Regions from separate parts of the Homo sapiens genome. Here region 2 is linked to region 1. A link is an interaction called in ENCODE POLR2A ChIA-PET data of the cell type or tissue named here. Cell type or tissue: PC-9. All regions are shown on one strand. Each heading gives the region's core, and the rest is flanking DNA. Links, peaks and the distances in the headings are about the cores only. Region 1 has its middle 80 kb from the start of MIR365B. Region 2 has its middle 56 kb from the start of COPRS.

Region 1 (5,375 bases), core at 215-5,214:
CCACTGCATTCTATACTTCCATCAGTCCCACAGGGAGGCAGCTCCACTCAGAACACACTGTTTGATGCAAAGTCTGGGGGGTGGATAAGGTTCAAGGTCTTCAACCTAAGTACTTTCTGTGATCTGATGTTTGTGTCTCCCCAAAATTTGTTGAAATGCTGACTCCCTAGATGATGGTATTAGGAGGGGGAGCCTCTAGAAGGTGATTAGGTCATGAGATGAGAGTCCTCATAAAGGGGATGTGTTAGTCCATTTTGTGTTGCTATAAAGGAAGACCTGAGGCTGGGTAATTTTCAAAGAAAACAGGTTTATTTGGGTCGCAGCTCTGCAGGCTGTACAAGCATGGCACCAACACCACTCAGCTCCTGGTGAGGCCTCAGGAAGCTTTTTCTCATGGAGGAAGGTGGAGGGGGAGCAGGTGTGTCACATGGCAAGAGAAAGGGCAAGGGGGTGGGGGGAGAGAGAGAGAGAGAGGAGAAGAAGGTGCCAGGCTCCTTTAAATAACGAGTTCTCGTGTGAACAGTGGGAACTCATTCATCACCAAGGAGAGGGCACCAAGCCATTCATGAGGGAATGACCCAAACACCTTCCCTGAGCCCCCACCTCCAACACTAGCTTTCACATTTCAACATGCGATTTGCAGTAGAAAAACATCCAAATTATATCAAGAGACCCCTCACCCCTTCCACCATGTGAGAACACAGCTAAAAGTTGCCATCTATGAAATAGGCGCCAGGTCTTAAACTCCCTAGCCTCCAGAACTGTGAGAAATAAATTTTTGTTGTTTGTAAGCTCCCCAACCCTACTGGACTAAAACAGTGCTTTTACGTGCTATTCATATTTATGCTCTGGGGGAAGCCAGGGCACCCGGAGGGAGATGTGCTAGTCCTCCCAGGACAGGGCCGCTCAGTGGAGCAGGGGTTGGCGGCCCTTCCACTCTCCCCTCTCCCCTCTCCGTATCCTGGAACCAGGAACAGCAGCCAAAATCGTTAAGGCAGCGGTTCTCCAAGGCTCCCTAGGAGAGGGGTCAGTGTGGAACAAAATCTGATCCTTTCTGTTGTTCTTTTGGAAATGGGCTGTTACGGGGTGGGTGGACTACAGGGACTCCCATCTGCCCCAGTGAGCTCCACCAAGACTCCTTAAGAACTGCGCTTTGAGAAACTTGGAAACTGTCCAAAGACACCAATTTCCCTCATTTCCTCCCTCCCTCTGCTCTTCGCCTGCCCCCTTGCCTCTCCCAGACCGTTTCATCCCAGAGCCTTCCCAAGTTTCCAGAAGCCCTTTCTTCTTTCTTCTGTTTGTTTGGGGAGTGGCTCTCTCAGGCTTGTTCACCCAACAGCCCAGTGAGTCCCTGAAGAGGCTGGCACAGCCATCTCCCCATTTTCCCTGCAGGTTTGGAAGAGCAGCCTCGAAGACCGAGGAAGAACATGGACTCTGGAGTCTGTTACTGCCAGTTTTGGTTCTAGTACGTTAAACTCCTGAGCCTCAGGGTCTACATCTGCAAACTGAGGTGACAATGCTGGACTTCTCTAAGAGATGACCTGGAGGACCAAACTTATCTCCTGCCAGTGTTTCTCAGCGAGGGTGCTGGTGGTGTCTGAGGCAGGCTGTGTCTTCGTTATGAAGGAGTATCCCACATGTTACGGGGTATTTAACATCCCTGGCCCCACTCGCTCACACTCAGCAGTGCCTTCAGTCACTGGGACATCCTGGATACCCCAGGCATTTCTAAGTACCCCCTGAGCCAGCAGTCTCCCAATCGAGAAACTAAACTCCTCGAAGGCAGGGACCACGTCTTTGTGTTGCCAAAGCCAGGTGCCCAGTAGGGGCTCAATATGAGTTTGTTCCTGTCATGGACTTTTTTTTTTTTTTTTTTTTGAGACTTGAGTCTCGCTCTTTCGCCCAGGCTGGAGTGCAGTGGCGTGATCTCGGCTCACTGCAACCTCCGCCTCCCCAGTTCACGCCATTCTCCTGCCTCAGCCTCCCGAGTAACTGGGACTACAGGCGCCCGCCACCGCGCCCGGCTAATTTTTTGTATTTTTTAGTAGAGACGGGGTTTCACCATGTTAGCCAGGATGGTCTCGATCTCCTCACCTCGTGATCCGCCCGCCTCGGCCTCCCAAAGTGCTGGGATTACAGGCGTGAGCCACAGCGCTCAGCCTCCTGTCATGGACTTTTAAGAACAATGATTTTTAAAAATCCCTGCTGAGGCAACTGTGTGATCAGGACACACTCATGCACACACCGTACAGCACTCAAAGTCCTTGCCCCGGTGGCTCCCAGGCTGCGACTGCAAAGAGCAGCAGGGCCCAGCAGCAGCCAGGGGTGACAGACTGTACCACCTTATAAGTCCCGGAGCTCAGCGCAGCAGGCTTGGCCAACCAAGCCCTGCAGTGGGGCAAGGTGTCAGGCAGGATGTGTCAGAACCCAGGGTGAACCACAGAGCCTTCAGGGCAGAGTGACGTGACACTTCCAGTCAGACCAGCCTGACTGTAGGCGCTAAGGGCCTGCTCTTCCCCAGCCATCCAGCCAGTCTGTGTGCCCCTGGCTCAGCTTTACCCAAGAAGAACACGGACTCCTTGAGGGCTCTCCCAGCTTCTGGGAATGCCCTTAACACAGGCACTGGTCTCTTGGGCATGGTGCGGCACCCCTCTGAGCCTGCTTCCCGATCTTGTCAATAGGAATGCCGGTCAGTAGGAATCATCACACTGCCTCTGAAATCATATAGTATATGTGGAAAATATACTACATGGATGCCGCAATTCTGTGTATTCCTCCTTGCTTCTAAACCAAGAGACAGCCTGCTGCATCGGAAAAACCCTGACTTGAGGAGTTCGAGACCAGCCTGGCCAACTTGGTGAAACCCCACCTTTACTAAAAATACAAACAAATTAGCCAGGCGTGGTGGTGCACCTGTAGTCCCAGCTACTGGGGAGGCTGAGGCATGAGAATCACTTGAACCCAGGAAGCAGCGGTTGCAGTGAGCCGAGATCGTGCCGTTGCACTCCAGCCTGGGTGACAGAGCAAGACTCCATCTCGGGAAAAAAAAAAAAGAAAAAAAGAAAATCCTCAGTCCTGGCTTGGGTATTTTACTAGCCACAGGATTTGGGGTGAATTTGAACACCCATTTAGTTGTCAAATCATCAGAATAACGGTCGCTGACTTTCCTACTTCGTAGGAGCTGTTGTCACAACCAAATGAGCTAATAAGCCCAGTGGAAATATTTGTGTAGACTCCAAAGCCAACACACCCTCCCATCTTCCCCACCCCGCCTCTGGCCTGATGGTCCTGGAGAGGAGCAAGGCTTCCAATCCCTTCCTAGTCAGCCCCTCTGTGGGGACAGCTCCCTGACTTCCAGTGACTCTCTTTTGGAATTGCACATTTATTCATTCACTTATTCAGTAATCTGATTTCCTTCAACAAGAGGCTTTTTCTCTTGGCTGCAAAATCCATTTTTTCTTTCCTTTCACTGTGTCATTCTTTCTTTCCTTTTTTTTTTTTTTTTTTTGAGACAGAGTTTCACTCTTGTCACCCAGGCTAGAGTGCAGTGGCACTATCTCGGGTCACTGCAACCTCTGCCTCCTAGGTTCAAGTGATTCTCCTGCCTCAGCCTCCTGAGTAGCTGGGATTACAGGCACCCGCCACCACTCCTGGCTAATTGTTTTATTTTTAGTAGAGACGGGGTTTCTCCATGTTGGCCAGGCTGGTCTCGAACTCCTGACCTCAGGTGATCCACCCACCTTGGCCTCCCAAAGTGCTGATTACAGGATTACAGGGATTACAGGTGTGAGCCACTGCACCTAGCCCACTAGGTAATTCTTGACATTTTTCTCTGTTTTGCATGTTTTCTGTCCCTGAGAGTGGGAGACTTTGCCTGGCCCTCTCTTAGGGCTCAGCAAGCATTCTGGGCAGGGCAGGGACCTGTGCAAATGTATTGCTCTGGCCGGAGGCCAAAGGGACGGAGAAAAACTCCTTGCTCTCCACAACACCTTGCTCTCCAGCTTATTGTCTTGCTATAAGTGCAAATAAAAATCTAACTGGACATTATTGCATTGGCTGTTGTTGTTCTGGTAGATGTTCCACTTGCCTGTGAAAGCGGGAACCCTCATTGGGTGAGAAACCTCACAGTAATATGACTTATAGTCATGGAAATATATAGGGAAAATGTATACATAATAAAGTTATATTGATATATGTGTATGTGTATATATAGACAGAGATATAGTCAATTCTCGTTATTCACAGATTCCATATTTTCAAATTTGCCTACCTGCTAGAATTTATTTACAACCCTCGAATCGATGCTTGCGGCACTTTCACAGTCATTCGTGGACATGTGAAGAGAGGCAAAATATTTGAGTCACGCGCCACAGACATTACCAGCTGAGTTTGAACAAGGTGACACCATCTTCTCATCTCAGCTTTCATACTGCAAGCAAGTGACCTTTTCACAGTCAATTTAGTGACACGATTTCTGCATTTTTGTGCCTTTTGCTGGTGACCCCCAAGCCTGGTGCTGAAGTGCTGTCTAGCATTCCTGAGCACAGGAAGACACTGACGTTCCTTACAAAGAAAAATGCATGAGTGAGATCTGCTCCATTCAGTCATGGGGTATACTGCTGTAGCCCGTGAGTTCAATGCTAATGAATCAACAATATATATTGCTATAAGGTGTCTCTAAACAGAAACATGCAGCTGGGCACAGTGGCTCATGCCTGTAATCCCAGCACTTTGGGAGGCCGAGGCAGGGGGATCACTTGGGGTCAGGAGTTCAAGACCAGCCTGGCCAACATGACAAAACCTCATCTCTACTAAAAATACAAAAATTAGCCAGGAACGGTGGTGTACACCTGTAGCTCCAGCTACTCAGGAGGCTGAAGCATGAGAATTGTGCTTGAACCCTGGGAGACCAAGGTTGCAGTGAGCCGAGATGGCGTCACTGCACTGCAGCCTGGGTGACAGAGCGAGATTCTGTCTCAAACAACAACAACAACAAACAAAACAAAACTGGAAACATGCAGAAAACAATGTTATCTGTTGACCAGTTGATGAAAATGTTGTGACCAGAGGCTTGTGGGACCTAAGCCTGTATTTCCCCCTAGGAGCAATACTTCAGTATTTGTTAATTCAATGTTTGAGATGACTTTATACAACATATAGATCCCCTTCTATATTTGAGGAATTCCCCCCGCTCTGGGTCTTGGAGAGGCAAGGAGCTACCCTTCACTCTAGAGTCAGGGCAGGCCAGGGGGAGCCGGGCCCTGTCAATCAGACCAAGTCACACTCAGAGCTAGTGCCACACAGAAGGGAGGAGTTTGAGAGATTATCTGAAGCATCTCTGGTGGTGGAGATGGTGACTCCAGCACCAGGCCATT
Region 2 (5,375 bases), core at 279-5,278, 150 kb after region 1:
CCTATAGTCCCAGCTACTTGAAAGTCTGAGGTAGGAGGATCATTTGAGCCTGGGAGGTCGAGGCTGCAGTGAGCTATGATTGCGCCATTGCACTCCAGCCTGGGCAACAGAGCAAGATCCTGTCTCAAAAAAACAAACAAACAAACAAAAACCACACTAACTAAAAGCTCCTCCCAAGATCCTTCAGACCTCAATAGGTCTAGGAGTGAGAAAGAGCCTATATTTTCAAAGCTTCAAGCAGGCCTCTCTTTTACAAGTGTTGAATTAACCCCTGGGAGAAGATAGCCTTTTATTTTAGGAAAAATCCACTCTGTGTGACTCTTTCTTGTGAAGATGTAAAGCAAATGTTCCTGTAGCTATGGAGATAGTGGAGACAGCTGGGCTCCTGGGAACCAAATGAGTCCACAAGGTGCCAGGGAAGGTTATCTGTGTAAGTAGAAAATGCTTCTTGGAGTAGGCATGGCTTTGGACTGTCCTGTGCTAGAAAACAATTTCTTCCACTTAGGAAAATGTATAGTCTTACGTAGGTAACACCCACAGGAGATGAGAATCTGAGGCAGGCCTAGTTTTTACCAAGAGCTGGAGAAGAGCCTATAGAAAGAACCTGAGCCACACTTCAGTGCAGTGCTGCCCAGACCGCACCATTAACGTCCCCAAGATGCTATTCAAGATGAGGCCGCTGAGACTGAGGCTGGATCACTGAGTCTTGAGGTATAATCATGTTGTGCTTTGAGTGCAAAAACACACCAAGGAGGGTGTGTTCCCATACGGGGAGTAGACATTCCCACTCTCGATCATCCTGGGAAGAAGTCGTCCCAGAATATACAAGACTGGGGCTGCAAGTTTTCACCTAAAAGGGAAAGAAACTCATCTCCTCCATTTATCTGCAGAAGTGGGAGAGAGACCAACTGGGCAGAGGTCAGCTGGGCTCTATGACATGCCCACTGACATATTCTGTTTAGGATGGCAGGGGTGGCAAGTGACAACCAGGACGGAACAGCTGAACACATAAGCATCCTCTAGAGAATCCCAGAAATACTCAGAGAGGAGAGGAGAAACAAGATGAGGCTTAAAGGGCAATATGAATATTAAATAAGCTTTTTCAGTAGCTACTAGCTGAGGCTTGGATCTGTTTGCCCACTTCCACTAGGCTATGAGTTCTGAAGGCCAAACCTGTTACTCATATTTGTGTCTCCAGAATGATCCTAGCAGAAAAAAGGGGCTCAATAATCATGTGATGCATGAACCTGGAAACCAAGCCCACTCCTGCAGAGGGAAAGCTGAGGCACAAGGGTATTCGGGACCTCACGGATCAGAAAGGAACTCTGGGGAATCTTGAATGATGTTTTTTCTCGGTACCTCCCAACAGAAAGAGAAAAACCTGCCTCCCATCCTCCAATGTGCCTCTCAACAGAGAAACAATATTGAAAAGCCAGCAGAAAGCTTTAACAGAAAAGAAAAGCGAGTGGCTCATGGTAAGCCTTGTGTCCACGCAAACATTCTGTGGATGAAGAAGAAAATAACCAGGAGCCAACATCCACACAGGCCAGGCACCAGGGCTCCCTTCTCCTGGCACCAGTTTCTGAAAATGACTTCTCTCCCAAGGACCCCAAAAATAAGGGGGAGCTAATTGCATCCCAGAGCCCTCCCCATCTGGACTGAAGTCAAGGAGAGACAAGGAAAGAGCTGGGGCTTGACAAGTTCATTAGAAGAGGGCTCAAGAGCAATGTGGCTCTGCCAACAGCATCCAACAGCAGGAGGATCTAAACAAACCTGGTTTCTCTGTTCTCAGCAGTCCTTCTGATGAAAAGGACTGGCATGGTTTTACTGCCTAGCTGGTTAAGCAAAAAAAGAAATGTATTTAAGAGCAGACTGGAGATGAAACATTCAGAGAGTAACACCCATGGTTTGATAAGGAAACTGTCACTGAAGGCAAGTCCTAAGTGCCAGAAACCTGGTCCTGCTGCAATCACTACTGTAGCCAGCACTGATTTCATGTCAGCACCAGGAACATGAACTTGCTACCACCGGCAGTCACCACCAAAAGCTGGGCACCCTTGTTGCCATCCACACCAGCAAACATGGCTGCTCCAGCCACAGCCTGTTTCTCCCTGGGGCTCCCACTTGAACCAGTGTCAGTATGGACGCATCTGATTGGTGGAGCCTGGCCCAGGTCTATGTCCCAGACCCAGGGCAGGCTGGGAACTTGAGTTCTGACTTCCTCATAAGACATAAGAGGAACTTCCCTGGAAACAGAAAGACAATTCAAAAGGGCATTTCAAGGTTAAGAAAAGTTCATGGTGGTGATGGTAGCAAAACAGTGTGACTGTATGTAATACCACTTCAAAATGGTTAAGAAAGGTCAGGCATGGTGGCTCACTCCTGAAATCCCAGCACTTTGGGAGGCTGAGGCAGGAGGATCCCGCTTGAGCCCAGGAATTCGAGATCAGCCTGGGCAACATGGTGACCCCTGTCTCTACAAAAAATTAGGCTGGGCGCGGTGGCTTATGCCTGTAATCCCAGCACTTTGTGAGGCCAATGCGGGTGGATCACCTGAGGTCAGGACTTCAAGACCAGTCTGGCCAACATGGTGAAACCCTGTCTCTACTAAAAATACGAAAAATTAGCCAGGCGTGGCGGGGTGCGGTGGCTCATGCCTGTAATCCCAGCACTTTGGGAGGCTGAGGCGGGCAGATCACGAGGTCAGGAGATCGAGACCATCCTGGCTAACACGGTGAAACCCCGTCTCTACTAAAAATACAAAAAAAAAAAAAAAAAAGTATCCAGGCATGGTGGCACGTGCCTGTGGTCCCAGCAACTCGGGGAGAAAAGCTTGAACCTGGAAGGCAGAGGTTGCAATGAGCCAAGATCGCGCCACTGCACTCCAGCCTGGGCAACAGAGCAAAACTCTATCTCAAAAAAAAAAGAAAATACAAAAAATTAGCGAAGTGTGGTGGCAGCTGCCTGTAGTTCCAGCTACTCACGAGGCTGAGGCAGGAGGATCACCTGGGACCAGGGAGGTCAAGGCTGCACTGAGCCGTCGTCGCACTACTGCACTCCAGCCTGGGTGACAGAGTGAGATCCTATCTCAAAAAAAAAAAAAAAGGGTGGTTAAAACGCTATATTTTGTTATGTGTGTTTTACCACGAAGAAAATTTTGAAGTTAACTACAAACAAACAAAAAAAGACATTGGACAGCTGTGTGACAAACAGCCATGGCTGATATCAATCACTGTTGGTGAATAAGTAAATAAAGGCATTAGGCAGAGACATAGGATCCTCAGACCCACAGTAGTAATGACCAGTCACTGTTTAACCTTTCTCAGTTTACTGAGCATTTTCAGCGTACTTTGTACTTCCTGCTATCATAGCTCACACCACACAGGAGGACTGTTGTTTACGTAATCACAGCTCATTTGTGTGAGTATTTAGTGTGCCTGGTGCTTCCACCCATTATGTGTTACTCCTCACTGCAACCTGGAGGTAGGTGTTGGGTGCCGGTATTGCTCAGAAGCAGCAATTCATTTGTTATACTTGGGGAGGGGAGGCTCTCGGAATAAGTCAACAGAAATAGAGTGTGAAGTTAGCAAATTCAAGGTAAAGATCCAGAAGAAACTATAGAAAACTAAAGAAACAGAGAAAATAAGAGAGAAAGTTCAACATATTTATTTTTTGTGACCACAAAGTGAGAAGCCTAGAATAGCCTGAAACACAGAGAAATTTAACCAAATAGGCATAGGACTAAAATGCTAAAACTAAAAACTAAAATGGCATAATGCCCTACATCTGGTAGCCCTGGCAACAGGCCTCCCACCTTAGAGTATGATGTTATAATGAGAAAAAAACACGTGCAAATAAAGTAAATAGTCATTCCACGGCTGTGGAGAGAATTGGATTTGATGAATGTCAAGTCTTCGCACATTTCCAGGCCCCCACTAAAGGAGAATCAATCAGCAACAGTTCTATTCCCATTTTCAGATGGAAAATCTCAGCCTCATATGAGTGAAGGAACATTGCCATTTGCTATCAAAGACAGATCTTGATCCTATTTTTTTCAACCCCAAATTCCAAGCCTTTGGCTCATCTGAAGGTTTGGGTGGGAGTGTGAGGAGGACTAAATACAGTGGACCTGTATTTTAAAAATCAATATAGTCTGGATGCGGTAGCTCACGCCTGTAATCCCAACACCTTGGGAGGCCGAGGTTGGGCGGATCACCTGAGGTTGGAAGTTCGAGACCAGCCTGACCAACATGGTGAAACCCTGTCTCTACTAAAAATACAAAATTAGCCGGCTGTGGTGGTGCATGCCCATAATCCCAGCTACTTGGGAGGCTGAGGCAGGAGAATCACCTGAACCCAAGAGGTAGAGGTTGCGGTGAGCCCAGATCTCACCATTGTACTCCAGCCTGGGCAACAAGAGCAAAACTCCATCTCAAAAATAATTAATTTAATTTAATTAAAAAATCAATATTATTTTACTGAGAACAAGACTGTGTGCCTCTACTCCATGGAAGTAACTATGGCAGGCACTGCAGATTGGAACAAGATGAGCGGGAACCCCCTGTCCTCAGGGCAGTGGTGTCGCCAATGAAATGGGCCTGATGCCATGTTTATAGCGTGAGCTGCTTTCATTTCTCCTTCCGTCAGGGGAACAGGTTTGGCTAAGCCAGCGATTCTCAGCCTGGGCTGCACCTTGTTTTGTTTGTTTGTTTTTGAGTCCGAGTCTCACTCTGTCGCCCACGCTAGAGTGCAGTGGCGTGATCTTGGCTCACTGCAAGCTCCGCCTCCTGAGTTCACGCCATTCTCCTGCCTCAGCCTCCGGAGTAGCTGGGACTACAGACGCCTGCCACCACGCCCGGCTAATTTTTTGTATTTTTAGTAGAGACGGGGTTTCACCTTGTTAGCCAGGATGCTCTCGATCTCCTGACCTCGTGATCCGCCCACCTTGGCCTCCCAAAATGCTGGGATTACAGGCGTGAGCCACCTCGCCTGGCCGGGCTGCACCTTGTTAGCTCCTGGTCTGACTTAAGTGGTCAGGCATGCAGCCAGGGCATTAGTGAATGGGCAGCCAAGTGAAGCAGCCCCAACCTAAGCTGAGATAAGCTCTTGGGCCAACTGGGGCATGGAAGGGAGGAGGGAGTGTGGGGACTTTTGTATCAGGGAAGTAAATGGGCCTTCCAGGAGAATGGCCAGGGCTGTGGTCTCTGTGGCTGTAGATACAAGCCCCAGGGAACTGACAGAAGGAGGAGCGGGGAGCCCTGCCTCTCAGCAGGCACCTGCAGAAGTCACAGCCACAACCTCAAACATCAGGCTGCTCTCAGGGTGAAAATGCTTCCCGCAGCCTAAGATAGGTCCTTTATTGTCAGAACCAGGAA

What was found. ChIA-PET counts read pairs that join two places held together with the same protein. Peaks named below come from ENCODE experiments on the same cell type or tissue, not always from the same donor. Only the 100,000 strongest peaks of a DNase experiment are listed, where the experiment ranks them.
Region 2: POLR2A ChIA-PET joins it to region 1 with 6 read pairs; 5 of 35 experiments call an interaction of 5 or more read pairs at or near these places.

The regions. Positions count from the first base shown.
Region 1 is chr17:31,652,719-31,658,093 of GRCh38, forward strand. No RefSeq gene overlaps it. Among named protein-coding and RNA genes, the nearest start is that of MIR365B, 80 kb to the left of the region's middle. In PC-9, for the core only: no CTCF peak of the experiment used is centred there; a DNase peak (open chromatin) is centred at 2,443; H3K27ac peaks cover 569 bases.
Region 2 is chr17:31,800,588-31,805,962 of GRCh38, forward strand. No RefSeq gene overlaps it. Among named protein-coding and RNA genes, the nearest start is that of COPRS, 56 kb to the right of the region's middle. RefSeq lists a silencer at 321-514 and an enhancer at 2,023-2,317. In PC-9, for the core only: no CTCF peak of the experiment used is centred there; no DNase peak of the experiment used is centred there.